4 separate regions of the Homo sapiens genome follow, and all the other regions are linked to region 1. A link is a contact called in ENCODE Hi-C or POLR2A ChIA-PET data. All regions are on one chromosome and are shown on one strand. Each heading gives the region's core, a stretch centred on a gene start or an enhancer-like site at or near the end of the contact. The rest is flanking DNA. Distances are from core to core; before and after follow the strand shown. Region 1 holds the start of GNAI2 (G protein subunit alpha i2). Region 2 holds the start of WDR82 (WD repeat domain 82). Region 3 holds the start of UQCC5 (ubiquinol-cytochrome c reductase complex assembly factor 5). Region 4 holds the start of PBRM1 (polybromo 1).

Evidence for each region. A loop is a pair of places that touch in the nucleus more often than their neighbours do. ChIA-PET counts read pairs that join two places held with the same protein, here RNA polymerase II (POLR2A). Pooled maps may share reads with other maps.
Region 2: a map of CD8-positive, alpha-beta T cell shows a loop between it and region 1 (8-fold over the local background). The contact joins the promoter of WDR82 here to the promoter of GNAI2 in region 1. A Hi-C loop is called at or near these places in 2 of 168 maps with a recorded cell type or tissue (both CD8-positive, alpha-beta T cell), 1 of 37 single-sample maps with no recorded cell type and 5 of 50 pooled maps.
Region 3: a loop to region 1 is called in a pooled map, with 13 times the contacts of the local background. The contact joins the promoter of UQCC5 here to the promoter of GNAI2 in region 1. A Hi-C loop is called at or near these places in 6 of 50 pooled maps. POLR2A ChIA-PET finds 5 or more read pairs at or near these places in 2 of 52 experiments (A549 and activated T-cell).
Region 4: a loop to region 1 is called in a pooled map, with 16 times the contacts of the local background. The contact joins the promoter of PBRM1 here to the promoter of GNAI2 in region 1. A Hi-C loop is called at or near these places in 2 of 37 single-sample maps with no recorded cell type and 8 of 50 pooled maps.

Annotation. Positions count from the first base shown.
Region 1 is chr3:50,230,671-50,237,725 of GRCh38, forward strand. It overlaps GNAI2 (G protein subunit alpha i2), which reads left to right and starts at 5,534. Exons shown (of 9, transcript NM_002070.4): 1 at 5,534-5,783. The coding sequence starts at 5,666. RefSeq lists enhancers at 1-116, 4,191-4,801, 4,802-5,412 and a silencer at 5,282-5,741.
Region 2 is chr3:52,274,380-52,280,977 of GRCh38, forward strand. It overlaps WDR82 (WD repeat domain 82), which reads right to left and starts at 4,270. Exons shown (of 9, transcript NM_025222.4): 1 at 3,822-4,270. The coding sequence starts at 3,982. RefSeq lists enhancers at 2,997-3,629, 3,133-3,182, 3,203-3,282, 3,693-3,792, 4,262-4,893 and silencers at 3,983-4,062, 4,243-4,532.
Region 3 is chr3:52,533,773-52,540,939 of GRCh38, forward strand. It overlaps UQCC5 (ubiquinol-cytochrome c reductase complex assembly factor 5), which reads left to right and starts at 2,833. Exons shown (of 2, transcript NM_001124767.2): 1 at 2,833-3,134; 2 at 6,652-7,167. The coding sequence starts at 2,984. The coding sequence ends at 6,713. It overlaps NT5DC2 (5'-nucleotidase domain containing 2), which reads right to left and starts at 85. Exons shown (of 14, transcript NM_001134231.2): 1 at 1-85. RefSeq lists silencers at 1-484, 2,519-2,818 and an enhancer at 3,152-3,685.
Region 4 is chr3:52,680,973-52,687,265 of GRCh38, forward strand. PBRM1 (polybromo 1) reads right to left here and starts at 4,941. Exons shown (of 32, transcript NM_001405607.1): 1 at 4,777-4,941. It overlaps GNL3 (G protein nucleolar 3), which reads left to right and starts at 5,060. Exons shown (of 15, transcript NM_014366.5): 1 at 5,060-5,133; 2 at 5,797-5,855; 3 at 6,274-6,293. The coding sequence starts at 5,121. RefSeq lists silencers at 4,528-4,677, 4,748-4,897 and enhancers at 4,535-5,223, 5,218-5,287.

The sequences.
Region 1 (7,055 bases), core at 4,284-6,783:
TCTGGCAGTAGGGGTGAACCAGCAGCTGCCACTTCTCCATTCCAGCTGAGGGGCCACCCTCAACTCTGCTGATGTCATTCCATTGTCCTTTATGGTCTAGTCCAAGCGGTGCTGGGCCTGGTGGGCATGGGGTCAAGTCATGCCTCCTCTGGTGCTCGTGAGGCCCTGGCTAGGCAGCTGCCCTCTGCCCCCAAAATGAACTCTCCTGAAAGGACTCCTGGATTCCTGAGTATGAAGAAACTGAGATGCCCACGATGTACCTCACTGATGACTGTGACTGGCTCCTGGCCCACTCTGGACCTCAGCTGACTCAGCTGCAAAGCAAGGGGTTTGTTTCTTCAGCTCTCAGCCTTAATTTTCTCGCTAGCCCTTCCCCAGACCCCTGCCTCTCAGACCTACCACCCTACCTTTGCATGTACTCTTCCATCTTCTTGCAATATTCTTCCGCACTGTTCTTCTCCCTCTAGCACTCCCTGCATCACCTCCTCAAAGAAAGCTTCCTGACCTTCCCAGGCACTATTGGTTTCTCTTTTCTCTGCGTATACAACTACATGAATATTTCCAGAGGGGCAGCAGCTCCCAGCTCCAGGATGAAGAGATTGATTGATGGATTGATTGATTGATTTTGAGACAGAGTCTACCTCTGTTGCCGGGCTGGAGGGCAATGGTGCGATCTCAGCTCACTGCAACCTCTGCCTCTTGGGTTCAAGCGATTGTCCTGCCTCAGCCTCGCAAGTAGCCGGGATTACAGGCATGCGCTGCCACGCCCAGCTAATTTTTGTATTTTTAGTAGAGATGGGGTTTCACCATGTTGGCCAGGATAGTCGATCTCTTGACCTCATGATCTGCCCACCTCAGCCTTCCAAAGTGCTGGGATTACAGGCTCGAGCCACCGCACCCGGCCTTATTCATTTAAGTTGATACATATTTACCTGCCACCCTGCAAGGGGCCTGGAATTAGGGATATGAGTGGGAGAGACCCACGACCAGAATAGTGGGATCTGGCTGGGGAAGGGGAAGCCCGAGGACAATGGGACTCAGAGAAGCCCAGCTCACAGCCAGGGAATGAAAGGTGGGGAGGAGGGATTAATTTAACAGGGTAGGGGGATGGGAGGGAAGATCGAGGGATGGAGAGAGCAAGGCAAGCCAGATGGTTGGAGTGCCAGTGTGTTGCAAGTGGAGGGACATGAGGTGGACCCTTGAGTGGGGACAATCATAAAGCCTTACAGAAATCGCTACTATTGGGCCAGGCACAGTGGTTCATGCCTGTAATCCCAGCACTTTGGGAGGCCAAGACGGGAGGATTGCCTGAGCCCAGGAGTTTGAGACCAGCCTGGACAACATGGTGAGACTTCATCTCTATTAAAAAAAAAAAAAGGGCCGTGCACGGTGGCTCACACCTGCAATCCAGCACTTTGGGAGGCCGAGGCAGGCAGATCATCTGAGGTCAGGAGTTTGAGACCAGCCTGGCCAACATGGCAAAACCCCATCTCTACTAAAAATACAAAAATTAGCCGGGTGTGGTGGCAGGCGCCTGTAATCCCAGCTACTTGGGGAGCTGAGGCACAAGAATCACTTGAACCCAGGAGGCGGAGGTTGCAGTGAGCCAAGATCATGCCACTGCGCTCCAGCTTGGGTGATAGAGTCAGACTCAGTCTCAAAAAAAAAGAAATCACTACTATAACACCTCACCCTTATTGAGGGCTTTCTATGTGCCATGCACATTCTGCATGTTTTACATGTTTCCTCCTGGAGTCCTGACCTCTGCCTGTGCTTTGGGTATGTATAACCGTTAGGCCCATTTTACTGATAAGAAAACCGAGGTACAGGGAGTTTCTGGTACTTGTCCAAAGTAACAAGTAGCTGGCAAGTTTGCAAACTGCTCCTCAGAGTCTTTGCTTCCAACTGCCAGCCTACAGCCTCCAACTGCTGCAGAGTCCAAACCAGTGTGTGTGGGGGCTTCATCTATTCTCAGGGCATTGGGGAACCACAGAAAGTTTCCGAGCAAGGGGGTGATGTGATTTCTTTCAGTAGGATGCCCTTGGCTGCCATGTGGAGGATAAATTGTAGGGAAACAGGAGAGCCAAGGAAGACGTTAGAATCCTAGGCTGGGAGATAGTGGGGACAGAGAACAAATACAGATTGGAGGGGAAATTGAGGTAGGGAAGAGGCTGATGGCATATAGGGGTAGGGGAGGGGGTCATTGCTGTGGCTGGTGGGGGGATCATGAAGTGGTGGAGAGCCTGGGAACAGGGGCCAGTGGGATGGGATGTACCCAGTTCTGGACAGTGTGGATTTGAGGTGCCTGGGTGTCTCGGGGAGGCTTCAGAGCAGTGGTGGACATGGGGCTGGCAATCAAAGAAGTCAGGCTGGAGAGGACCTTGTGGGGTTCTGAGCCCCCAGAGTGGGAGGTGTATGAGTGGAGTGGCAAGCAGAGGCCTGGCCATAGCCCTGGGGACCCCATGGAGATGGAGAAGGAGCAGCTAGCAGGGTGGAAGCAAGGGTTGCTGGACTCCCTGGGAAGAGCATAGGACTGGAAAGGAGCAGCTGACTGGCGGGAAGGGTGCCATAACCACAGGACCTGGCCTGGGGCTGGGGAAGGCCATGCCTTCCAGTAGCCCCATCTTGCCCTGCCTCCATAGATTGGGGTCTGTGTTGCGCCCACCTACTGAGAGCTGGGCCTCCAAGGGGCTGACAGGTTCTCCCTGTTGCCTGGCAACTGTGAGAGCTGTTGGCTGTTGCTAGGAGCAGGCTAGAGAGGCCAGAGGAGCGAGGATCAGCTCTCAAGCCTGGGGCAGGGTGACAGGTAGAGGGAAGGGGAGGGTCCCACCTTGGAAGCCAGTTTGTAGTCTGTGCGTGGACAGATTGTATTCTTGGCCATGTGTACCCATTTTTGTAGAGTGTGTTCTGTGGATCTGAGGCATGTTGGAGACTGACCTATGTGTGGGTGTCTACAGCATATCTGTGGCCCTGGTGGACATTATGTGTCCTCAACATGTTGCATGCCCATGGCAGGGCCTGCTTGAGCTTCAGAGCAGTGGTGGACATGGGACATCATATCCTATGTCTCAGGACAGGAGGGGGGCCTGAGGGAGTCATTGGAGGACTTCCAGGCCAATGACCCCTCAACAAGAGAGACATTCAGATAGGGATATGCAGACACTCCAGGGAGAACAGCCAGCCTGGGGATTGGGAGCTGGAACAAAATGTGTAACAAGGTTCTTTTTTTTTTTTTTTTTTTTTGAGACGGAGTCCTGCTCTGTTGCCCAGGGTAGAGTGCAGTGGTGTGATCTCAGCTCACTGCAATCTCCAGTTCCCAGGTTCAAGTGATTCTCCTGTTTCAGCCTCCTGAGTAACCAGGATTACAGGCACGTGCCACCACGCCCAGCTGATTTTTTTTTTTTTTTTTTTTTTGAGACGGAGTCTTGCTCTGTCACCCAGGGTGGAGTGCAGAGACAGAATCTCAGCTCACTGCAAGCTCCGCCTCCTGGGTTCACACCATTCTCCTGCCTCAGCCTCCTGAGTAGCTGGTACTACAGGCGCCCGCCACCACGCCGGCTAATTTTTTGTATTTTTAGTACAAAATACACCGTGTTAGCCAGGATGGTCTCCATCTCCTGACCTCGTGATCTGCCGCCTCGGCCTCCCAGTACTGGGATTACAGGCGTGAGCCACCGTGCCCGGTCTTTTTTTTTTTTTTTGAAATGGAGTTTCACTCTTGCCCAGGCTAGAGTGCAATGGCATGATCTCAGCTCACTGCAACCTCCGCCTCCTGGGTTCAAGTGATTCTCCTGCCTCAGTCTCCCAAGTAGCTGGGATTACATGTGCCCACCACCACACCCCGCTAATTTTTTGTATTTTAGTAGAGACAGGGTTTCTCCATGTTGGTCAGGCTGGTCTCGAACTCCTGACCTCAAGAGATCTGCCTGCTTCAGCCTCCCAGAGTTGCTGGGATTATAGGCATGAGCAACCATGCCCAGCCAAAATGTGTACCAAGGTTCTAAGGAAGGGGTTTATGCTAAACACCGGGCTGTTGGTGGCAAGCACCCTGTCTTGCTTCAGGGGCCTTCCCTTTGGGCTGGGGCCTCCTAGCCTCATGGCACTGGGGTCACACAAAATGCCTTCGTGGTTAATTTTTGGCAGACCCTTCAAATGTCCAATCGAGGGTGGGGCTCTGGGCTGCTCCTGGAGCACAGGATCAGAAAGACTTGAAATGTTCAGCTAGAAACACTGCTGCTTCCACCCCACCTTTGCCTGGCCATAGGGTTGCAGCCATTGCCCAGTGGGGACAGGCCACAGGAGGGTGGGATGTGGGATCATGGCCACCTCCAGACGTGGACAGGCCATGGAAGAGACAGGTCATAAGATCATGGCCACTTTTGTTTCTAGAAGTCCAGTGGCAACTTCTTCCTCTTTCTTCCCTCCCAACCCCCTCACCCTGCCTGCCCGCCCTCCTCTCTTCCTCCCTCTCCACCCTCTCATCCTCTCTCCCTTTCTCCCTTGGGTCCTGATTGCCTGGTCCCAGATTGGAGTCCAGGATGGCTGCCTGCCGAAGAATGCCTCCCGGTAGATTGGGGAAGGATGGATATGAGAAGCCACCCAGCTAAAGGAGACAGCCTAGGCAAAGGTGTAAAGATGGAAACCAATTTTTTTTTTTTTTTTTGAGACGGAGTCTTGCTCTGTCGCCCAAGCTGGAGTGCAATGAATGGCGCGATCTCGGCTCACTGCAACCTCCGCCACCCGGGTTGAAGCAGTTCTCCCGCCTCAGCCTCCTGAGCAGGTGGGATTACAGGCGCCCACGACCACGCCCGGGTAATTTTTGTATTTTTAGTAGAGATGGGGTTTCACCATGTTGGCCAGGCTGGTCTAGAACTCCTGACCTCAAGTGATCTGCCCGCCTCGGCCTCCTAAAGTGCTGGGATTACTGGCGTGAGCCACTGCGCCCGGCCTTTTTTTTTCCTTTTTCGACTAGCTGCAACCCAGAGGGAGAAGGCGGTAAACCCGCCTTAAGACTGAGAAAACCGCAGTCCAGAAAGGCTCCCGAGTTCGTAGATCCCAAAACAAGTTTACTGGACTCATTAACTTTAACAAATGACAAAGACACGCCTCCTCCACCTAACTCGCCCAACTCGCAGAAGCTCAGAGGGCTGGTTCCTGCTCTGCCCTCGAGGGCACCGGATCCCCACCCTCGGGTTAACAGATCCGCCCTCCCGGCTGTCCAGCAACAGAGCTCCCGGCGCTCCGCACCCAATCACAGCCCGGTCCCGCCTGCAGCCCGCCCAGTGCCGGGTCCCGGGGTTTGGAACCACCCCTATTGCCTTTTCTCCGCGTGGCCCCGCCTGCAGCCCAGGCCCGAGCCTGGGCTGCGCCTAACTTCCCCCTTCGCTCCGCCCTCGAGCCAATCAACAGCCTCTAATCTCCTCTGGCCCCGCCTGCAAGCCCGCCCCGGCCCAGTCACAGGCTTGGTTCGCCCAGGCCCCACCCCCGGCCCGCCCCGCCGTCGGTGCGCGGCGGTAGGGAAGGCGCCTCCCGCAGTCGCTCGGAACTGCCGACCCGAGTGCTTCCCGCAGAGGGCTGGTGGTGGGAGCGGAGTGGGTCGGGCGGGGCCGAGCCGGGCCGTGGGCCGTGTGGGGGCCGGGCGGCGGCCGGGCCGGCGGACGGCGGGATGGGCTGCACCGTGAGCGCCGAGGACAAGGCGGCGGCCGAGCGCTCTAAGATGATCGACAAGAACCTGCGGGAGGACGGAGAGAAGGCGGCGCGGGAGGTGAAGTTGCTGCTGTTGGGTGAGGCCGCGTCCCGCACTGGGATCCTTGATTCCCAGCTCGAATCCCCAGACAAGGACTTTGACCTCCCAGACTAGGGCTTCAAACTCCCAGACCCGGGCTGTCTGGGACCCCACACCTGGGCCAGGACCAGGGTTGAAAACTCTAGATTGGACTAGACCTTTGATCCTGCCCAGACTCTAGACCAGACCCCTGTCTCATCCCAGACCCCAGACCTCCAAATCCAGTCAACAGTGCCCCAACACCCGCGGTCCAGTGCCCTGCTTGGCCATCCCCCCTTGCTAACTAGCTTCACAGAACTTCAGAGCCCCGCCATCCTTCCCTACACTTTGCCCAAACCCCCAGGATGCCCGCCACTTGTTCCCCAACCCTCAGGCTCCGCTTGTTTTCCTCACCTGCGCCTTTTATTCCTATTGGGCATGAGCATCCCGCGGGGCCCCTGCCAGGCCCCCCACCCACTCCCTCCTTCTCCTTCTGTGCCCCATCCCTAGTCTGGAATCTGTATCCTCCACCTGTGCACTCTGACCCAAGGAACCTCTCGAGTGGGAAACTGCTCTTGAGCCCCATCTCCAGCTGGAACCCCTTCAGCGAGCCCTGCTCCCTGCTTCCTGCCCTCCAGATCCTTCTCTGCAGGCATCACTCCCGAAACCCTCTGCTGATCCTCCCCTAAGTCCTCTTACACTCTGGCCTTCCCCAGATCCCTCCACCCTTCCTGCACCAAGTGGGCTGGGCTAGGAGGCGGGAGCCCTGGGTTGGAGAGGGCCTAGGCTGCCTTATGCAGAACCCCCACGGGGCTGGATTGAGGCTCCACTGGTCACGCTGGGGGAGGGGGCCAGGCCTCAGGCTTCCCAAGGAGGCTCTATGTTTTCCAGTTTCGAAGGCCAGTCTGGGAAGTAGGAGAGAGAGTGGAGGAGTTAGGGTTGTGGCCGCCTCCAAGGCCAGAAAAGATGGTGGCTGCTAGAGGAGTGGGGGGAAGTGGAAGTGGTGAGACAGCCGACATATTGCTGCCCCTGCGGGTGAGCCCAGGAGATCTGCTAGTAGGTGCTGGGCTGCCCACACCCCTTCTGGGCTGCAAGGCCTGGGATGTAGCCTCTGAGAGTTGGGGGGCTTGTTGGATCTTGGGACCCTGTGAAGGGGGATGGTGGACTAGCTGAATGAGGAGTTGAGGGGCCAGCTGGGGGTGGGCCAGGGTGCCTCTGAGCATCCCAGCTGGCCTTTTGCAAAGACGGTGGGCCTACTGGCTGTCCCCATCCAGCTTCCCACTGGAAGTAG
Region 2 (6,598 bases), core at 3,020-5,519, 2.0 Mb after region 1:
CAACCTGGTGAGAACTTGTCTCCACTAAAAATAAAAATAGCCAAGTAAGTTGGCGAGTGCTTGTAGGCCCAACTACTTTGGAGATTGAGGTGGGAAGATCACTTGAGCCCAGAAGATGAAGGCTTTAGTGAACTATAAGCATGCTATTGCACTCCAGCCTGAGCAACAGGGGAAGACCTTTGTCTTAACAACAAACAAACAAAAAAACAAAACAAAACAAAACAAAAAAACAGGGCCGGGTGCGGAGGCTCACATATGTAATCCCAGCACTCTGGGAGGCCGAGGAGACCGAGGTGGGCAGATCACTTGAGGTAAGATGTTGAGACCAACATGGCCAACATTGTGAAACCCCATTTCTACTAAAAATACAAAAATTAGCAGGCACACTGATGGGTGCCTGTAATCCCAGCTACTCGGGAGGCTGAGGCACGAGAATCGCTTGAATCCAGCAGCGAGGTTGCAGCAGTGAGCCAAGATTACGCCACTGCACTCCAGCCTAGGAAAGAGTGAGGCAGTCTCAAAAACAAAACAAAACAAAACAAACAAACAAACAAAAAGAAAGGCCGGGCGCAGTGGCTCATGCCTGCAATCCCAGCACTTTGGGAGGCCGAGGCGGCGGATCACCTGAGGTCGGGAATTCGAGACCAGCCTGACCAACATGGAGAAATCCCGCATCTACTAAAAATACAAAATTAGCCAGGTGTGGTGGCGCATGCCTGTAATCCCAGCTACTCAGGAGGCTGAGGCAGGAGAATCGCTTGAACTCGGGAGGCGGAGGTTGCAGTGAGCCGAGATGGAGCCACTGCACTCCAGCCTGGGCAACAAGAGCGAAAGTCCCTATCAAAAAAATAAATAAATAAAAGATACAATACCATGCCTTCCCAAGGAAATACTTCTTTTCTTCTGAGGTCGGTTTGACCTATACTAGTGACAAAATTTTTCATCATATTATTGCCTAGAATGGAAACTAAAGAGGTTGTCTAATACCCAAAGAAGTAATCTGACCAATGTCACATACCTAGTCACAGGCCAAACTAGTACCCAGTTCCCTCCTAACTACCAGGCCACTCCTTCACCACAGATAATGAAACAAGGTTACAATTAATTGATCAGAGAAAACTCAAGAGCATGCCCTGTAGTATTGTATCAGTACTAAATTTCCTAATTTGGATAACTGTGCTCTGGTTACATAAGAATGTCTTTGTGCTTAGAAAATCCACGTTGAGCCGGGCGCAGTGGCTCATGCCTGGAATCCCAGCACTTTGGGAGGCTGAGGCGGGTAGATCACGAGATCAGGAGTTCAAGACCAGCCTGACCAACATGGTGAAACCCTGCCTCTACTAAAGATACAAAAATTAGCCAGGCATGGTGGCATGCACCTGTAATCCCAGCTACTCAGGAGGCTGAGGCAGGAGAATCGCTTGAACCCAGGAGCCGGAGGTTGCAGTGAGCCAAGATCACGCCACTGCACTCCAGCCTGGGCGACTGAGCGAGACTCCATCTCAAAAAAGAAAGAAAATCCATGTTGAAGTGTTTAGGGATAAAGGGGCTTGATACCTCCAACTCTAAAGGTGGGGGGAGGCACACAGTACATATAAATATTTACCTACAGTCATGAAGCAAATGCAGAAAATGTAACCAGTTATTGAATCATATGGGAGTTCTTTGAAACACTGTAACTTTGTTAGTTTCTAATTATGTAAAAATGCTACGAGTAAATAAACTGCCTTATGTCACAAAACTAGCATTTTACTTTTAACAAGACAGGATTTGGCCAGGCACAGCAGCTCATGCCTATAATCCTAGCACTTTGGAAGGCCAAGGCGGGTGGATCACTTGAGGTCAGGAGTTCAAGACCAGTCTGGTCAACATGGTGAAACCCCATCTCTACTAAAAATACAAAAGTTAGGGTATGGTGGCAGGCGCCTGTAATCCCAGCTATTTGTGAGGGTGAGGCAGGAGAATCGCTTGAACCCGGGAGGCAGAGGTTGCAGTGAGCCAAGATCGCGCCACTACACTCCAGCCTGGGCGACGGAGAGAGACTCCGTCCCCCACCCGAAAAAAAAAAACAAAAAAAAGAAAGACAGGACTTCATGTCAAGGTCATCCTTCCCAAATCAAAATTACGCCAAATTTGGGGACAAACTGCAAAGAAATGCTATAACAACCTTCATTTCCTTTAAATGAGGATATACATCTCCACCCTCAGGTTCTGGGAAGAGGTTCTAATCTGTGCATAAGCACTATACATTTCATGCAAGCCAGCTTCAAATTACTCCTCCAGGACCCCACAATGCTGACCCTACTACCACACCTTTAAATGTTACTTCGTCTTCTAAACTGATTCAAGTGACCAGACCAGGACAGAAATCCATCTACTCAATGAGTAACACTGACTCAAATAACTATTTGTCCAGCTAACAATTCCCTCTTCCTTAAGACCACCACTGCAGACCACTCTGCCACAAACTGCAGGCAGATCCAGAGCCGGTTACATAATACTTTCTCACAGCCCCAGTGGGGAAAAAAACTGGGGGGATACCATTATAGCTCAGTCCAAACTAGCATTACTTCAGATAATCAAATTCACAAATGAAGAGATATGTTCCAAAAGAAGGACACCAGTCTAAAAAAAAAAAAAGGAAAAAGGAACAGCTGGAGAAGGTGGAGAAAAACCCAAGATCTCAAATAATAATAATAATAATAATAATAATAATAATAATATCTGTTACTAGGTGACAAAATCAAGTCTGAAAAAACCAGGGTCCACCGAATTAAACCAAACATCAGCAAGCCTTCTTGGGGAAGGTGGCTAAGGGTAAAACGAATTTAATCTAAACTAGTTTTTGGCTCCAAGGAGCTGCAAGTCCACAGGCGTGCGGTGAGGAGGGCTGACAAGGACCCCCAGGGAAAAAGGCAAAGTGCTGTGCTTAGATTTTGCGAAAAGATGCAGGTATGGTGGGTCTCCAGATGACTTGTGGCAACATAAAAGTTTCATGATCAGAATTGGAATTCAAAGTGGACCAAAAAGTGTAATAGAAAAAAAAAAGTATGAAAGGAAACCTGAAATTGTTCTACGATGCTTGCTTTGTTTTAACGGAAGCTCACATTCAGGTCAGGATGGGACGACCAAGTTCGTTTGTGTGTGGCAAAAAGGAAGTTTTAGATGTTGCTGAAAAGTTCACTTATGAACGTGGGCACCAAGTCTGAATGAGTAAGAGAAAGGCTAGGAGCAGGAAGAAAAAGCAAGGGGGCTCAAAGGGGCACAACAAATAAATCCTGACAGCTAAGAAGTGCAACCCACGCGGTCTGACGGCAGAAAGGCCGCGGGAAGCTGAGGGGCAGGGGATGGGCGGAGTGCCAGGGCGGAATCGAGGTCACAGTGGAGAGAGCACAAGAGAGAGCTGACGCTGCCGAAGGAGGCAGAAAAGCAGCCCCTGCAGTCCTGCGTCGAGGCCGGAGCAGACCAGCACCTTTGACAGCCTGAGGAGCTGAAAACGCTACCTGGTGGGCCCAGGGTGGGCGGACCGGGCGTTTAAAGGTCAAGGTCAAGGTGGGGTTTGGCAAGTGATGCATAGCGCTCAAAGGAGACCGAAGACATACAAATAATATTATAAAATTATGACTATCGTTATCTTTTTTTTTTAAGAAGAAAAAAATAAAAGGTCTCCTGGACGGCTGCGGGGTGGAGGCGGCCCTGGCAGGAACGCGTGCAAAATAGGCTGGGGGCTGAAGTCGGGACGGAGGGCAGGCCGAGGGACCTGTGCTGGGCCACCGGAGGGAGGCACTGAGACTCGGGCCCAGGGCCTCCGCCGCACTCACTTGCCCTCCTGGCAGTCATAGAGCACGATGGAGTCGTCGTCGCTACTCGAGATGACCGTCTCGCCGTTGGGGCTGAAATCGAAGCAGTTAATCTTGTCCGAGTTTTCGCGGAACACCTTAGCGACGCGGAAGCTCCGCAACACGCTGTCGGTCAGCTTCATGGCGGCGGCTGGGGAAGGCAGCGGCGGCGCAGGGCCGGGGCGGGGCCCGGCGGCGAGCGGGCGGGCTGCCGAGGGGCCAACCCAGGCGGGGCGGGCGCCGCGCCGGCGGCTAGCGGGAAGTCGGCCAACAGTTGGGCCGCCTCCTCCTCTTCTTCCTGCTTGGTCGAGGGTCTTCTGCCTGGACTGTGGAGCCTCGCCGACCGTTCGTCCTCACAGCCACCTCACGGACAACCGGCGCGTCGCCGGCTCATTGTGTCCGCCATTTTGGGGCGACAGGCAGAAGCTGAGGGCGAGGAGCCTCAGCCGCGGCGCACGCCGGGAAAGGGGGCGGGGCGGGAACGGCGGAGCAAGGCGGGGAGGCGGGGTGGTGACGTCAGCGCGGCCGCGGCGGAGTGTAGTGGCGGGGCGGGCTGCTGGCAGGGAGCGGCCGAGACGTGCAGGGCCTTCCCGGGGGATCGGAAGGTTGCGGATGCCTTGGGAGCCGGGGGCCCTTGCGCGGGATTGCAACCCCCGCGAAGACTCTGGCGCCTCCTGCAGGCGTCCCGATCGCAGGCTGCGTGGGAGGGGGTACTGCAGGGTCGGGTATGCTGCTGGAGGCCGGTTTTGGGGGTGACTCAGGTGAGCCGCTCGCAGGCAAGCTTGACCGCTAGTCCACCGCAGCGTCCGCTTAGACAGCTTCGACCTCTTTACTTTTTTTTTTTTTTTTGGAGATGGAGTCTCTCGCTCAGGCGCGCGCCACCACGCCCAGCTAATTTTGTATTTTTGGTAGAGACGGGGGTTCACCATGTTGGCCAGGCTGGTCTCGAACTCCTGACCTCACCCGCACCCGGCCTCGTTTTCTTAATCGAGGTAGACTTTAGGTACAGTAAAAATCAGCCTTTTTAGGCCGGGCGCGGTGGCTCACGCCTTTAAACCCACCACTTTGGGAGGCCGAGGCGGGATGATCGCTTGAGCTCAGGAGTTGAGACCAGCCTGGCCAACATGACAAAACCCCACCTCTACTAAAATACAAAAAATTAGCCGGGCATGATGGCGCGGCTGAGGCACGAGAATTGAGAAAGGCGGAGGCTGCAGTGCGCCGAAATCGTGCCACTGCATTCCAGGCTGGGCGACAGAGCAGACGGTTTCCCCCCAAAAATTAGCCTTTTTAGTGGCTAGTTTTATGTTCTGACACCCATACACAGTCATGCAGTCACCACCACATTCAAGATTTGGAAGAGTTGCACTATCCTGTTTGTAGTCAACAGGATTATTTTAAAGGTTCTATCATATAAGTGATTATTTGCCTTAAAAGAAAGTTTATCTCTAACAAAGGAAAGCAGTATTTGAACAGAAAATAGGAACCAAGCTTCCTAACCTTAACTTTCTGGGCAAGGGGTTAAACTCAATGCCAACCTATGTGGCTTCACAGATCTGTATCTTGTGTGAAGCTCCTCAAAAGGTTAATTGCCTGGGGTTTCCAACAATGAAGATGGGGATTATTTATTTTTGCTTTCTTTAGCTAAAGAGAAACAAAAACGAGGAAAGGCTGTGAGACATTTCAGTCGCTATTAGGAAGGTTATTATCCAGAGACCTGTGCAATGGTAAAAAACAAAATGGAAACCCTGGGACAGTTGGGGTCTTTCTAGAAAGAACTAGAGGCTGTATCCCAACCCCCTGGGTAAAAGGAGAGCCAGGATCCTTATACATAAAGAGAAGTTGTTCTCTAAGGGAAGAGGCAAGTTCCTGGCTAAGTCTGGGGTATAATTGCCTCCTGACAAAGAGCAGAGCTTCTGGCTACAATTTGTTCTGGGGTCTGGAAAAAGCCGGTTTGAGTGAAACCTGAATAGATGGCAACTTTCCAAACTGCACACAATGGAAGAAAAACCCTCCACGTCCCAGATCACTTGCTCTGCTTCCCTGTAATTCCTGTGCCTTTATTTCAGAAGCTAGAAAGTCTGATACAGCGTCTGCTTCGAATAGTTTAGAAGGCAACAAGGACAGATCGAGTACCATGTTCTAGAACTGTCGGGAAGTGAACACACCCAGTAAGATGATGCCATATTTTGGTCCATGTTAATCTACAAAAATAACCACAGAAACAGCTGTAATCTACTGAATGTTGCCAGCCAAAATAAATCTTTGCAGGGTATTTTTCAAGTATTGTACTTCCTATACCTTTTCCAGATTTCACCGTTAAGACCAAACCTTCCTCCCAAGACTTGACTTTCTGCATTATTTTTGGAATGCAGTCTTTTTTTTTTTCCCCCATTTTTAAGAGGGTCTTCAAATCCTCATCCTGTTTCGCATTCTTACTGTTTCCAATTCCTAGCCTGGCTCCCTGCCCTATTATAGTGGGGCTCTCCTGGCTTCCAGCCCAACAGTATGGTTGCCTTAAAGGATGGACTTTAGGCCAGGTGCGGTGGCACTTTGGGAGGCCGAGGTGGGTAGATCACAAGGTCGGGAGTTCAAAACCAGCCTGGCCAAAATGGTGAAACCCTGTCTCTATTAAAAATACAAAAATTAGCTGGGCACAGTGGCGGGCACCTGTAATCCCAGCTACTTGGGAGGCTGAGGCAGGAGAATCGCTTGAATCCGGGAGGCAGAGGTTGTAGTGAGCCGAGATCACACCACTG
Region 3 (7,167 bases), core at 1,583-4,082, 2.3 Mb after region 1:
CGGCCAGCCCGCCGCCCGCCGCCCGCCGCCCTCCGACTGCGCGCCCGCCACGGTGGCCTCGTGCTCCTCACGGCGGCCGGCCAATGGGTGCGGCGCGCGGAGCCCGGCCTGCCAATGGGCGCGCCCCTCGGCCCGGGGGGCGGGAGGCCCCGGACCCGGCGGGGCGGGGCGGGGCGGGGAGGGCTCCCCAGCCCCCTCCCCCAGCCAGTCTCCGGCGCGGTCCGGGAGGACTCTGCGCCCCCCTTCGGCCGTCACGCCGGCGATGGCGGCGCCTTTCCCTGGCCCCAGCCCTGGAAGTCAGCGGGCCTAAGAGCGGCCGTCCCTGAGAGGCTCCGGACGGCCGAGGCGCCGAGAGGAGACAGCCGGAGCGCGACGGGTACCCCCCGGGCCCCCGGGTCCTCTGCCGCCCTCTCCGCTCCCGGGTCCGCCCGCCCTACCCTGCGCCTCTGGATGCTTCTGACCCCAGATCCTCCGCTCCTCCCCCTAGTCCTGGTGCTCTCCTTTCCCGGGGTCCTGGTCCCCGGTCTCTGGGCTCGGACTGACTGCCCACTGACCAGAGCCCGGGCCAGTCCACTCACTGGTCTAACAAATAAAGAGCCCTTCCCGCGCTTCCCGGTGCCAGGCCCACGCTGGGGGAGGCCGAGGGGCCTGCAGGGCAGCCGACGTCCGCTAACCAGGTGACTGGGCCGTGCGCTGCAGGGTTGTGGGCCACGGTCACTGCGCCCGCTTGGTTCGGACCTCGGCAACTGGCCGCACTGACCCGTCAACTCCCGGTTTCCCGGCGCACGCCCCTCGTGAGATGCTGTGGTCTTTTCTAGCAACGTCGACAGGCTTTCCAACAAAATTCCTCTTTCCTGCGCAGAACCGCTCTCCACTCGCATTTCTTCTGCTCAGATCCGTATTCCGAGCCCGCACGCATACCAGGCTGTGCTCAGGGTCCGGAGGAGGCCGACCCAGTAGCCGTGGGCCCTGTCGGAGGGGAGCCAGCTGGGCGCGCGTTGTTTTCTGAGGTGGCCGCGCTGTCTTTCAGGGTGTGTGTACATTCGAAACTCCACTGAACCTTGATTGAAGACCTACAGTGTGGCAGTCCATGGCCTGGGGACTGGTAAGGATTGAGGCCGTAGGATGGGCTCGAGTGTGGCGGTGTCCCCAGGGCCCCAGTGAGCAAGTGGGTGTGCTGGGAACCTGGCCACAAGTGAACCTCCTCCAGGCGAGGGGATGCCCTGCAGCATCCAGCCGTCAAAACCTCCTGTAGAAACGGGAGCGAGCATCAAGCCTGTGTGTGTGCATGCTTGGGCGGAGTCTACCCGGAGGAGAAAGAGGCTTCCGGGCTGGCCCTCCAAAGCCGGTTGTACAGGCGGCAGCTCAGGCTGCTCACTGCGGGCCCTATGACCCTTTCTGGGGCCCTGCTTGCTCTCTCCAGTCTGCTTTTGTATATTTTGTGTCCATATCACCAAATCGTCTCATTGGTTCTAAGCTTTCATTTACCTTCCTTAGATTGTCTAATAGTTGTCTCCTTTCTCAAAGCTGTTCCTGCAGTTTTTACTTTAGTCCTAGGTAATGGGGTGACAGCCCCTTTCAGTTATCTTCAGCAAGCACAGCAGCATGAGAAGACGCAATTACAAGTGAAGTCTCTTAAGTCAGAGCCCTGCTTCTACCTGGCATAGTCTCTTAAACTGTCAGTTAAGAGACTACATATAAACAATACACGTTCAGACTCGGCGCGGTGGCTCACGCCTGTAATCACAGCACTTTGGGAGGCCAAGGCAGGAGGATCTCTTGAGCCCAGGAGTTTGAGACTAGCCTGGCCAATATAGTGGGACCCCCATCTCTACAAAAAATTAAAAAATTAGCCGGGCGTGGTGGTGCACGCCTGTAGTGGTGGGAGGATGGCTTGAGCCGGGGAGGAGGGGGTTGCAGTGAGCCGAGATTGCGCCACTGCACTTCAGCCTGGATGACAGAGCGAGGTCCTGTCTCAAGAAACAAACAAAAACCATGTTTGGGAATACATGTGAAGAGCGAGGGCTCTGCCAATCATTATCATCATAATGAATATTCTAACTAATATTAATCAGTTACTATGCTCCAGGGTTGTGTTCAGTGCATCATTCCTATTACCGCACTAAATTATCACAGCGTCAGAACAAGGCCTCCGTTTTACGGCTTAGGGAATTGAGGCACAGATGGGCTAAGGGAGCACCTGTAGAGCAGGGATGTGGTTTGGTAACAGAGTGCATGCTCTTTATACTGCTCTTCTGCGATTATTGTGAATAAAGCGCCTACAAGTGCCTGTGGAACTGTAAGTGCCCCATACAAGATAGCTTTTATTAATTTTAGGGTTCTCACGGGGCGCTTACTTAGATTTTTGCTGTGATAATTGATAAAGTTCAGCTTTCAACACTCCATATCAAATTCTGTTACTTTAGAAGTCTAGGCACCAATCACGTCTCCGAAATAAACGCAAGGCATTGCATAATTGCATTTTGGAATGTGGTGCTGTACATAGTCCATCAGAGAGGGTCATCACTTCTATCTGGGTATTAGGAATAAAAATGGCGGTGGCAGAGTAGGGGGCGCGGCTGCCAACTGCGAGCTCAGACCTGCACTGGGGAGGCAGGGGGCGGGGCCGGGCCGGCGCCACGTGGGCTGTCCTTCCCTTTTGGGCCGTCCCACCTCCAGAGCTGAGGCGCCTGCGCCAGCTCCTTCGAGGCCCTGCTCGGCTTCAGGGAGCACGCGCGCCCTGCCGTGCTCTGATTGGCGGAGCTGCACGCCCCCGCTGCAGTCTGATTGGCGGATCCGCCTCGCTTTAGAAGGTCGGCGCCCAGTTCCGGCACTCGTGCGCCTACCAGACAGTGGCGGAGGACGGCGCTCGCTAGTCTCCCAGGTCGCGGTACACGGCGAGAACGGGCGGGGCGGTCTCGGCTGCGTCCGGGCGATCCAGTGCTTAGTTCCGTCATATCCCTCTCCACGACCTCGGTCGAGCATGTTCACCAGGGCCCAGGTGAGACGGATTCTGCAGCGGGTGCCCGGGAAGCAGCGATTTGGCATCTACCGGTTCCTGCCCTTCTTTTTTGTCCTGGGAGGAACGATGGAGTGGATCATGATTAAAGTGCGCGTGGGCCAGGAGACCTTCTGTAAGTGAGGGGGTAGCAGTCTCTGTTTCCTTTCAGGAAGGCACGAGGCGGTAGGGATCCGTTTTTCTGGGGAGTATTCTCAGATTGCAGACCGCGCATTCCACTCAGAGCGCTGGGCGAGTGCAGTTCCATTCGCTTGGCAGTCAGGGCGGCCTGGCTCTCCTGTAGGCCGGGCACATTGGCGTCCAGCCTTGTGACCTTCCCTGCACTTACAGGCGAGATCACGTGCTTCTTCCAGCCCTCTCATGCCTGCCCTTCACCCCTGCCGGTGACATCGTTTGGGCTTAAGGAACAGACTTGCTCACAACAATCGTAGAAGGGGGTGGATATGAGGGGTCAGGGAAACTCCTGCTAACTAGCCATTTCTCTTTGGATTCTTCTGTCCAAACTCTGGAGGGAGCTGATCTGCCTGGCTTTGCTAATTACCACTACCTTTACAGGACAGTCATTGGCACCAGGTCTTTGGTCTGGGTCCAGATGATCAGCACTGTAAAGATAGTGGTAACGCCTGGCACTGCATTACTGAGCATTAACTCTGGACAGGCCAGTTCCTTTCAGGAGGACTTCCCCAACCCCTCGGCCCTTTCTGCTTTGCCCCTCTCCTGAAACGCTATCACTTGTGACTTGCCAACCCACATTTTAAAGAATTGTTACATTAGTGATTCCTAAAGATCCTTAGTCCTTCTGTTCATCCATTCATTGATACTTAATGAGCATTCTTGAGGGGCTATAATGAACAAGGCAGAGGTGTCCCTTACCCCAGAAGAGCTCTAATGGGAAAGAAGATGATAAAGACAATTAGCATACAAAGTGATCAGTGCTGTGAGAAGGAAGTGGGAGGAACATAGGACTCTCGGGTGGGCGCCTCAACTGGACTAGATGGTGCAGGGAAGGCTTCCGGAAGCAGCTACCAAGTAAAGTAGGACCTGAAGACTGAGTAGGTGTCAGTCAGATGAGGGGAAGGTGTGTGGAATTGAAAGCATCTCCATGGCAGTGGTAGGAGCACTTGTGTGAGAGTATGCTGTGTGTTTGAGGGATTGAAGCAGATCAACAAAGTGGGGATGGCTAGAAGGGTGCCTGGGCAGGGTGGCAAAGGGACTGGAGAACCAAGAATGGATCCCAAGGATTGAGTCATTTTAGGGAGAGGCTTTAACATGTGGAGAATGGCTCCTTGTGGACAGATTGGTAGGAACAGTTACGCTGTATGGCTGTCCAGAGTTGAGACAGTGGCCTGGTCTAGGTTGGGGCAGAAAGGATACCAAGAAGGGATGGAAGTAAAAGACAGCCCAGAGGTAGTACTGACAGGGCATGGTGATTAAGTGGACTCAGGAGATGAGGAGTGGAGGCTTCTGGTGGGACACCTGGGGCAGGGGGTAGTGCATTTCCTGAAGGTGCCGAACACAGGCAGGGCCATCCTGGGCACCATCTGGGACGTGACGAGGTAGATATGGTTATACAGAGCTGAAGCTCAGGAGGCAAATCTGGGCCAGAAATTGGGATTTGTGAACCATTCAGAAGCAAATTATGATGGAAGTCAAATCCCAACATTTTAATTTAATTTATTTATTTTTTGAGACTGAGTTTCGCTCTTGTTGCCCAGGCTGGAGTGCAGTGGTGCGATCTTGGCTCACCGCAACCTCTGCCTCCCAAGTTCAAGTGATTCTCCTGCCTCAGCCTCTGGAGTAGCTGGGATTACAGGCATGCACCACCACGCCCGGCTAATTTTGTATTTTTAGTAGACATGGGGTGTCTCCATGTTGGTCAGGCTGGTCTAGAACTCCTGACCTCAGGTGATCTGCCCACCTTGGCCTCCCAAAGTGCTGGGATTACAGGCGTGAGCCACTGCGCCTGGCCCAAATCCCAACATTTTAAGGGTAACTGAGAATGGCCAGAAAGGCAAGGAGGGAAACCAGGAGGATTTGTTATCACAGAAGACAGGAGGTTAAATACATCTGGCTCTGTGAAGGGGAGGTAACCCCCCTTCCTCTAGGAGAGACTGCAGGATATGCAAATAATGATCTAGAAGGAGAGGGTGGAGAGAGGCTGGAGATACTGGACCCTTGAGAGGGTGGGACCAGAGCTGGGTGACAGGAGTAAGCCCTTGGAAGTTAGCTGGAAGAGTTCCTTATGATGACTTTCCTCTGTGAAGGAAGAGAGGAAATGGCCATTTGGGGGTGGGTGAAAAAGAGTCAGGATGATGGCTGAGGAAACAGGATTGTCAGACACCTCAGTGGACCCAGTTAGAGGCATCAGTTGGCCCCTCAGGACACAGCAAGCAGGGTGAAGCATGGGGAAGGGAGGAAGTTGGATTAATCTGTGGTTGGGGTTTTGAGGGTGTGTCAGGAAGTTAAGATATTGACAAGAGTATGAAGGAATTTTAGCTGATTTGCCAGGAGAGAGAACAAGAAGCGGCTGAGCGGGTAAGACGGGGCCAAGGACCTGGGGAAGAAACGTGAGGTCCAAGGACAGGAGGGCTGGAAAGGTAACGGGGGTTGTGGTATGAACAGAAATCCTTCAGAGGAGCCCTGCAAGTGACTGGAAGATGTTGAAGGTGAAGGGTACTGGAGCTTCATCCCCATGGGTAATGGTGGTATCTGGGGAGAAGGCACAGGACAGGGTCAAGGAACCTGAGCCAGAGGCCAGCACTTTTGGTGACTGAAGGGGCATGATGGAGAGCAGGTGCCAAAGAAAGATGGTGGCAGACAAATGGCATGAGCCATGAAGGAAGAAGATTTTTTTTTTTTTTTTTTGAGACAGAGTCTTGGTCTGTCACCCAGGCTGGAGTGTGGTGGCACGATCTTGGCTCACTGCAGCCTCTGCCTCCTGGGTTCAAGCGACTCTCCTGCCTAAGCCTCCTGAGTAGCTGGGACTACAGGTGCCTGCCACCACACCCGGTTAATTTTTGTATTTTTAGTAGTGACGGGGTTTCACCATACTGGCCAGGCTGGTCTCAAACTCCTGACCTTGTGATCCGCCTGCCTCGGCCTCCCAAAGTGCTGGGATTACAGGCGTGAGCCACTGTGCCCGGCCTGGAAAGAAGATTCTTTACATGAAGGTGGCGAGTCAAAGGTCTGGCAAAGCAGCAGCTGGAACAAGGAAACTGATCTCCTCTCCCCACCTGAAGGTTTCTGGATATGGGAGAGGGAGCATCAGAGAGCCAAGAGGCAAGAAGTGCCTTTGAGGAGCCAGGTTTTAGTTAAGAAGGATGACTTCAGAGCACAGAATAGAAATTATGGGGGAGAAGGAAGTGAGGGACATCTTAAAACACTAAGAGATGTGCTAAGACATGATTCTATCTTTCAAGACACTGACTTTTACCCTATTTAAGTCTAGAACTCCATTATCATAGTCCTCATCTAACTCAAGTTTTGTTTTAAGTTTATTTTGGCATTGAGTTAAATATTAATGCCAAGATTCAGAAGTAGGTGACAGACCTAGACTATTGGTTAAATTATTCAGATTGTTTTAATTTTAAATATGTTTCTTAAACATCTGAGCAACTTTTTGTTTGATACAGATGATGTCTACCGTAGAAAAGCCTCAGAAAGACAGTATCAGAGAAGGCTGGAAGATGAATGAGACTGAACTTCAGCAGTCAATAAAGTCAATATGAATTTTTACTATTGGTTTCAGTGCCTTTTAAAATATACTTTTCAGATCTCTTGTTCTGACACAGCTTGTCCTTTATCAGCTGCACAATATTCCAATAACTGTTTTTGCAAAGAATTTTTATAGTTCTGTCTCTGCTTGAGTACTTCCCAAGTCACTGCTGGACAGCACTTGTGGGAAAATTATTTCCTCCTAAAACACTCACTCGATGAATCTAGTCCATGAAATATTTCTTAAACAATTCAAGGATCAATCAGGATGCTTTTCAGTGAAGCCCGAATTGTTTTCGGCAATCTTTGTTTTTAGGCAACTAATTATAACCTTATTTACTTTTTTGCAGAATTCAAATTAAATTATGGACACATTCTCTATTGCCAGATCATTTAAACCAGGATAATTATGCAGGTTGTATTTCTGCCAGCTA
Region 4 (6,293 bases), core at 3,691-6,190, 2.4 Mb after region 1:
TATTGATCCTTCAGCCCCTGAGGTAGTCAGGCAGGCCTGGGGTTCAGAGGCCCCAAGGTATTCACTTCTTGAGTCAGCACCTCATCTGCTTTTCCATGTGCCTTACAATTATGAGGAACCTCATAGAACTAGAGTACCTCATAATTGTAAGGCACATGGAAACACTGAATTTCAGGACACTACGACACCAGCAGCTGAATGATTAGAACAGGAGAACACTGGTTGCCAGCAGTATGGAAAGAAAGGTTGGGGATCTCCAGGAAACAGAAAGAAGGAGCAAAAGAATCACATTTGAAAATCCTGGTGAGCAATTAAGGAAAAAGAGAAGTCTCAGATCTCTTTTTCCAAACTAAAGTCCACATGGTGTTTAAAACAAAATCTACCACGATGATGTTCCTTACTCTAGGCTTCGGTTTGTTATACAGTATTATTAGTTTGAAGTTGGCTAAAAGTAGTTAAAATCGTCAAAAGGCTTAGCCAAAACTTAGCCAAGTTTTGCTGATTTTTGTTCATTTTATAAAAAGCTGATCAACAGGACTCAATTCATTAAGATAAATTAAGGACCAATCCCTTTTAAACAATCTATGACAAAGACACAAGTGAATTTGATGAACATAAGGAGGGAATCTTTGTGGAAAGGATAACAAAAATTTAAGAAAGGTGGAAGGAAAAAGTCAAGGAAGGACAGAAAAGGGAAAGGGTGTAGATAATCAGTAATTTACCAGCTTTACCAGAGCACAACCAGCGCCTCGAAAAGCCAGTCTCCTCATTATGTCTGAAAGCCAAGTGAAGCCAGTGGGAGAAGGAAGGGCTTTAGAAGTGCTGATTCAGTGTTAGTATATTCAAAACTGAAAAAGAAGAACAAGGCAGAGAAGGGGGAAATAGAAAAGAAGGGTCAGAAGGAGTAAAAATGAGTACGAATAGATAGAAAACATTCAAATAGAACTGCTAAAGAAAGATAAAGAGAACTGGAGAAAACAGGCATATCAGTTCTCTTGTACCTATCAAACAAACTGCTGCAAAGGCTCAGGCACTAACAGTACCTGACAGTTCTTCCATTTTAAAACCAAATGCTTTCATATGTTTAAAGATGTCTCATTGAGGTTCCCCTTTACTCACATTAGGAATGACTGTCAATTCCAGGAATGAGGCATGCCTGCCCAACTGCCCCCTAGTCAATAAGAGCAGAGTTCAATCACAGAGCTGGAATGGAGAGTGAATACATGTGGGAGGCTCACATGTGACACCAAGTGTTGGCAAGCTGGAACAAACCAAGAATGGCTCATGTGAGCAAAAGGTCTGGAAAACACCCTCCCCCACAAAAAAAAAATTCAGAGAAAGAACATTTATTTCCAAAAGTCCTATCTGCATTGGAGACACCATATAAAAATTTGACAAGGTTAAAAAAAAAAAAAAAAGGGCCAACCATTTTGGCAGGAGTTCAAAATTACTTTTATAAATAATCCACTGAAAATCAAATGACAAAAAAATACATTATCAGCATGTGTATGTCGTTCGGATGACACAATATCCCAATATCCTTGAATCATTAATTTACTTTGGTAAGATAAGAAAAAGTTTCAACTTAAGGATAATTTTCAAGTATTTTCTTATCCATGGGACACATTTTAAAATGTATTTTGAAAGTCTGACAAGAAGGGCAATGTTATAAGGTGGGAGAAACAACAGGACCTTTGCTCCTAAGACCAGAATAGGAGTCCTAAGTCTTCCACCTCTGATTATCAGCTTGATGTTGTCTGATTAGTTGATGTAACCTCTCAGATCTGTTTCATCTCTAAAATAAGAACGTAATGCCGGGAGTGGTGGGTCATGCCTGTAATCCCAGCACTTTGGAAGGCCGAGGCCAGTGCATCACTTGGAGTTCGAGACCAGACTGGCCAACGTGGTGAAACCCTGTCTCTACTAAAGAAAAATACAAAAATTTAGCTGGGTGCGGTGGCTCATGTCTGTAATCCCAGCGCTTTGGGAGGCTAAGGCGGATGGATCACCTGAGGTCAGGAGATCAAGACCATCCTGGCTAACACGGTGAAACCCCGTCTCCACTAAAAATACAAAAAAAATTGGCTGGGCTTGGTGGCACGCACCTGTAATCCCAGCTACTTGGGAGACTGAGGCAGGAGAATCGCTTGAACCCGGGAGGCGGAGGTTGCAGTGAGCCGAGATGGCACCACTGCACTCCACCCTGGACGTCAGAGCAAGACTCTGTCTCAAAAAAATAATAAAAAAAAAAATTAGCTGGCTGAGGCAGTGCATGCCTGTAAACCCAGTTACTTGGGAGGCTGAAGCATGAGAATTGCTTGAACCCAGGAGGCAGAGGTTGCAGCAAGCCGAGATCATACCACTGCACTCCAGTCTGGGTGACAGAGCGAGACCGTCTCAAGAAAAAAAAAAAAACAACATAAAGTGAAATCACTTCTGCATGTTCCCCAGGCACAGGAACAGCATATTCATTTTTGTAGACCTGTCTTACAGGATAGTATTTGGTATAGGTTATGTGCTCAGTTTATCTTTTAATAAATGTATTAAAAGTGCACTTAGGGCCAGGCACAGTGGCTCATGCCTGTAATCCCAGCAATTTAGGAGGCTGAGGTGGGCAGATCACCTGAGGTCAGGAGTTCAAGACCAGCCTGGCCAACACGGTGAAACCCCGTCTCTATCAAAAATACAAAAAATTATCTAGGCAAGGTGGTGGCATGCACCTGTAATCCCAGGCACTCGAGAGGGTGAGGCACGAGAATTGCTTGAACCAGAGAGGCAGAGATTGCAGTGAGCTGGGATTGCGCCACTGCACTCCAGGCTGGGGGACAGAGTAAGACTGTCTCCAAAAAAAACAAAAAAAAAGTGCACTTGAGACCTTCAAAAAAAAAAGTTTATTTGTATAGTTTAAAAGTCCTCAGCCAGGCACAGGGGCTCATATCTGTAGTCCCAGCACTTGGAGAGGCTGAGGCAGGATGACCGCTTGAGGCAGAGAGTTCAAGACCAGACTGGATAACATAGATTGATCTTTTCTCTACAAAAATTAAAATTAGCTGGGTGTGGTGCTGCACATCAGTAATCCCAGCTACTTGGGATGCTGAGGTGAGAGGACTGCTTGAGCCTAGGAGCACAAGGCTTCAGTGAGCCATGATCACTTTACTGAACTCCAGCCTGGGCAACAAAGTCAGACCTTGTCTCAAAAAAAAAAAAAAAAAAAAAAAAAAAATGCCTGTAAGCATCCCTTCAGCAATTTTGTCTTTCCATGAAGAGGAAAGACAGATTCCAGAGTTCAATGCCAAGTTTTAAAATGGCCTTGATTACAGTTACAAGTTCAAAAGTCTAACAATCAATAATTTATAGTGGACAGTTAAGAATACTTAATAATGTGCAACTGGGAGAATATCGACTTACTATAGACAAACAGTGTATTTCGACCGTTTATGAACTTTAGCCCTCTCCTATATTTCTAGTAATATTTAGCAATACAATACATGTTTAAAACAAAATCTTGGAAAACAGGACTCAAAGGAAAAAAAACACCTATAAACCTACTTCCAAGAAAAAAACCACTCTTAACGTTGTCATTCGGTTTTTGGTATTTATGCCTTAGTTACCTATTATTTTTTACCAAAATGTTAACAAACCACATATATTATTCTACAGCCTGTGTTTTAGTGAAGGTTCTTCCAAGTCAACATTCTTCCTCATGATGTTTGATGACTTGATAGTAATCTATCATATAGATACACCACAATTTACTTATCTTGGGAATTTTGGTAGGATATTAACATTTGAGGTATTTTGTACATTCCCAAAGCCAAAGAAAGCGGTCAAGGCCCTTCCATTCATCCACACATAAACTCTTTATTGTTTTAATTTGAAACACCTCTTCAAAACATATTTTCCAATCTTCCATTTTGGAGCTCAAAATCAAATATGGGCGACCTGTAAGTAATAAAGCAAAAATTATGCTACTCTTTTATGTGCATGAGTCCAATTTGCACTTTTTGGGGAAAAGCACATAGCCAAATGGAGAAAAAAATAATACCTAAAATTATTTGTCAAGAATCCTGTGTTGGAAAGTAAGTTAATTAAAACAATTCACCCCAACATACGCTTCTATAATTATTGTAAGAATTTCTATATCCACTATACCGTGTACTTATTTTTCAGGGCTTTTTCTATATTTTTGCAACTCTTTCTTCCCCTTTAAATTAAAACTTATTATAATAACAAAACTGTGCTTCCCCAAACCAAGAAATATACACAGTTCCCAAAATCCCGGATTCTTTGTGGTGTTGAGAAGCTGAAATATCTGGCCTCTACTATAAATACAAGTCCCATTGATTAAAATACCCGGAAAAAATACGGAAAGAAAATCACTAAGAGTTTGTGTCGAACCGTCAAGAAACCACAACAAAAAAAAGAGGCCCTGAGCAACGGAGGAAATGAAGGACTTTCCCGACCTGTCACTGGTATTGGGGACTGAGGGAAACGTTGACAGCTTTGAAGCTGCCCCGCGACGAGCGGGAAAGAGGAGCGCGGGGAGTTTCCGACCCGTAGTGCGCCTTTGTCCCTGCCGGCAGGTGCGACAAGGCTACTGGGCCCATCCGGAGGCCAGCCGCCGCGCCCCGCCCAACCCCGCGCGCCCGGCCCGACCCGCGCGTCCCCACGGCCGGGGCGGGGCTTCCGCCGCGGCTCCCGCCCGCCCGGGCCCACACAAAGGCCCGGCAGCTGACCAAGGGGGAGCGGCCCCACCCGCCCTGGGCCCGGCCTTACCCAGCCGCTCCGCCGCCTGCAGCCCCGGCCGCGGTCACCGACCGCCGCGCCCCGCCCCGTGGCCGCCACGGCTGCTGCTATTGCTCCTCCGGCCGCGGCCGCTGCCGTCGCTTCGGCACCCGCCGCCCTCACCTCCCTTACCCCTCCCGGTGCCGCCGCAAAACCAGTCCCGCGGCCGCCAAGCGATCCCTGCTCCGCGCGACACTGCGTGCCCGCGCACGCAGAGAGGCGGTGACGCACTTTACGGCGGCAGCGTAAGTGCGTGACGCTCGTCAGTGGCTTCAGTTCACACGTGGCGCCAGCGGAGGCAGGTTGATGTGTTTGTGCTTCCTTCTACAGCCAATATGAAAAGGCCTAGTAAGTGGGGTCGGGAGGCGGGCGTGGAGGGACCCACGTCTGGAAGTTGCTGCAGCCACCACGACGCTCTTCTACGGCTACGGCTTTGTCTCTGCTGGTATGGGGGTGGGAGCCTACGCGTAGGCCTTGGCCCTATTTCCTGGTAGAACCGAGAGTTGGAAGTCCCTACGGCGATCATGTTAACCGCGCGGGCTCATTCTGCGGAACGAAGCCGGGCAGAGGGTGGGGAAGACTAGGCTAGATTTTCGTAAGGAAGCAGCGTCTGAGCCAGGTTTGAGGCCCAATATTTTCTTTCCGTGGCCACGTGCAGACTGGCCCAGGTGAGAGCTGAGAATCGCCTCCCAGACTCAGTGTTCCTCTCCTGCCTTATGATTCGTGCTGTTTGACACGAAGTGGTTGTCGTTTTGTGTCTCATACGCTGTTGTGTATGATCCCATTCTAATATTGTGAGGGTAAGTGCAGGGAATTTTGACTCCATTCTGGATCTACTGAATTTAATTCTCTGGGATTTGAAAGTAGCACGTATGTTTGCATTAGGCATTTCGCATTAGACTTAACGTTAGGTTTGGTAGCCAATAACACAAGAAAAGGATATAACTCCATAGTGCGTTAACCCAGAACTAATCATTTGGGTTAACAGATTTGTGATGTGTTTCTTTGTAGAGTTAAAGAAAGCAAGTAAACGCATGACCTGCCATAAGCGGTATAAAATCCAAAAAAAGGTAAGTGTAGTGCTTGAGAGAGCTGTACCAAACACATTGCTAAACTGATTTTGCCCTGTTCCTTTGCGGGAAAGTCTGGGTTAATGTGATTTGGTTTTGGGAAATGGCATTGGATAGACTGACCATGGGCACAAGCTCTTAGGCATCAGGAGTGCAGCTGTGAGAAAGTGCAGTGATTTGGTGATAAGTCTCTAAATTTGTTCAGCATGTTAATCTCTGCATAGAGAGCCTTCTAGTTACAATTTCTTGCTGTTTTATACTTACATATGCATTACTTTGTAAGATTCCAATTAAAGCTCCATTTTCCTAGGACATTTTATAGGCATAACTAAATTGCAGCCAGATTGGTTTCTCACTTGAATTCTGCTTAAGTATAAAGATATTTTTGTAAGCAGACAAAATCTCTTTATTTTAATAGGTTCGAGAACATCATCGAAA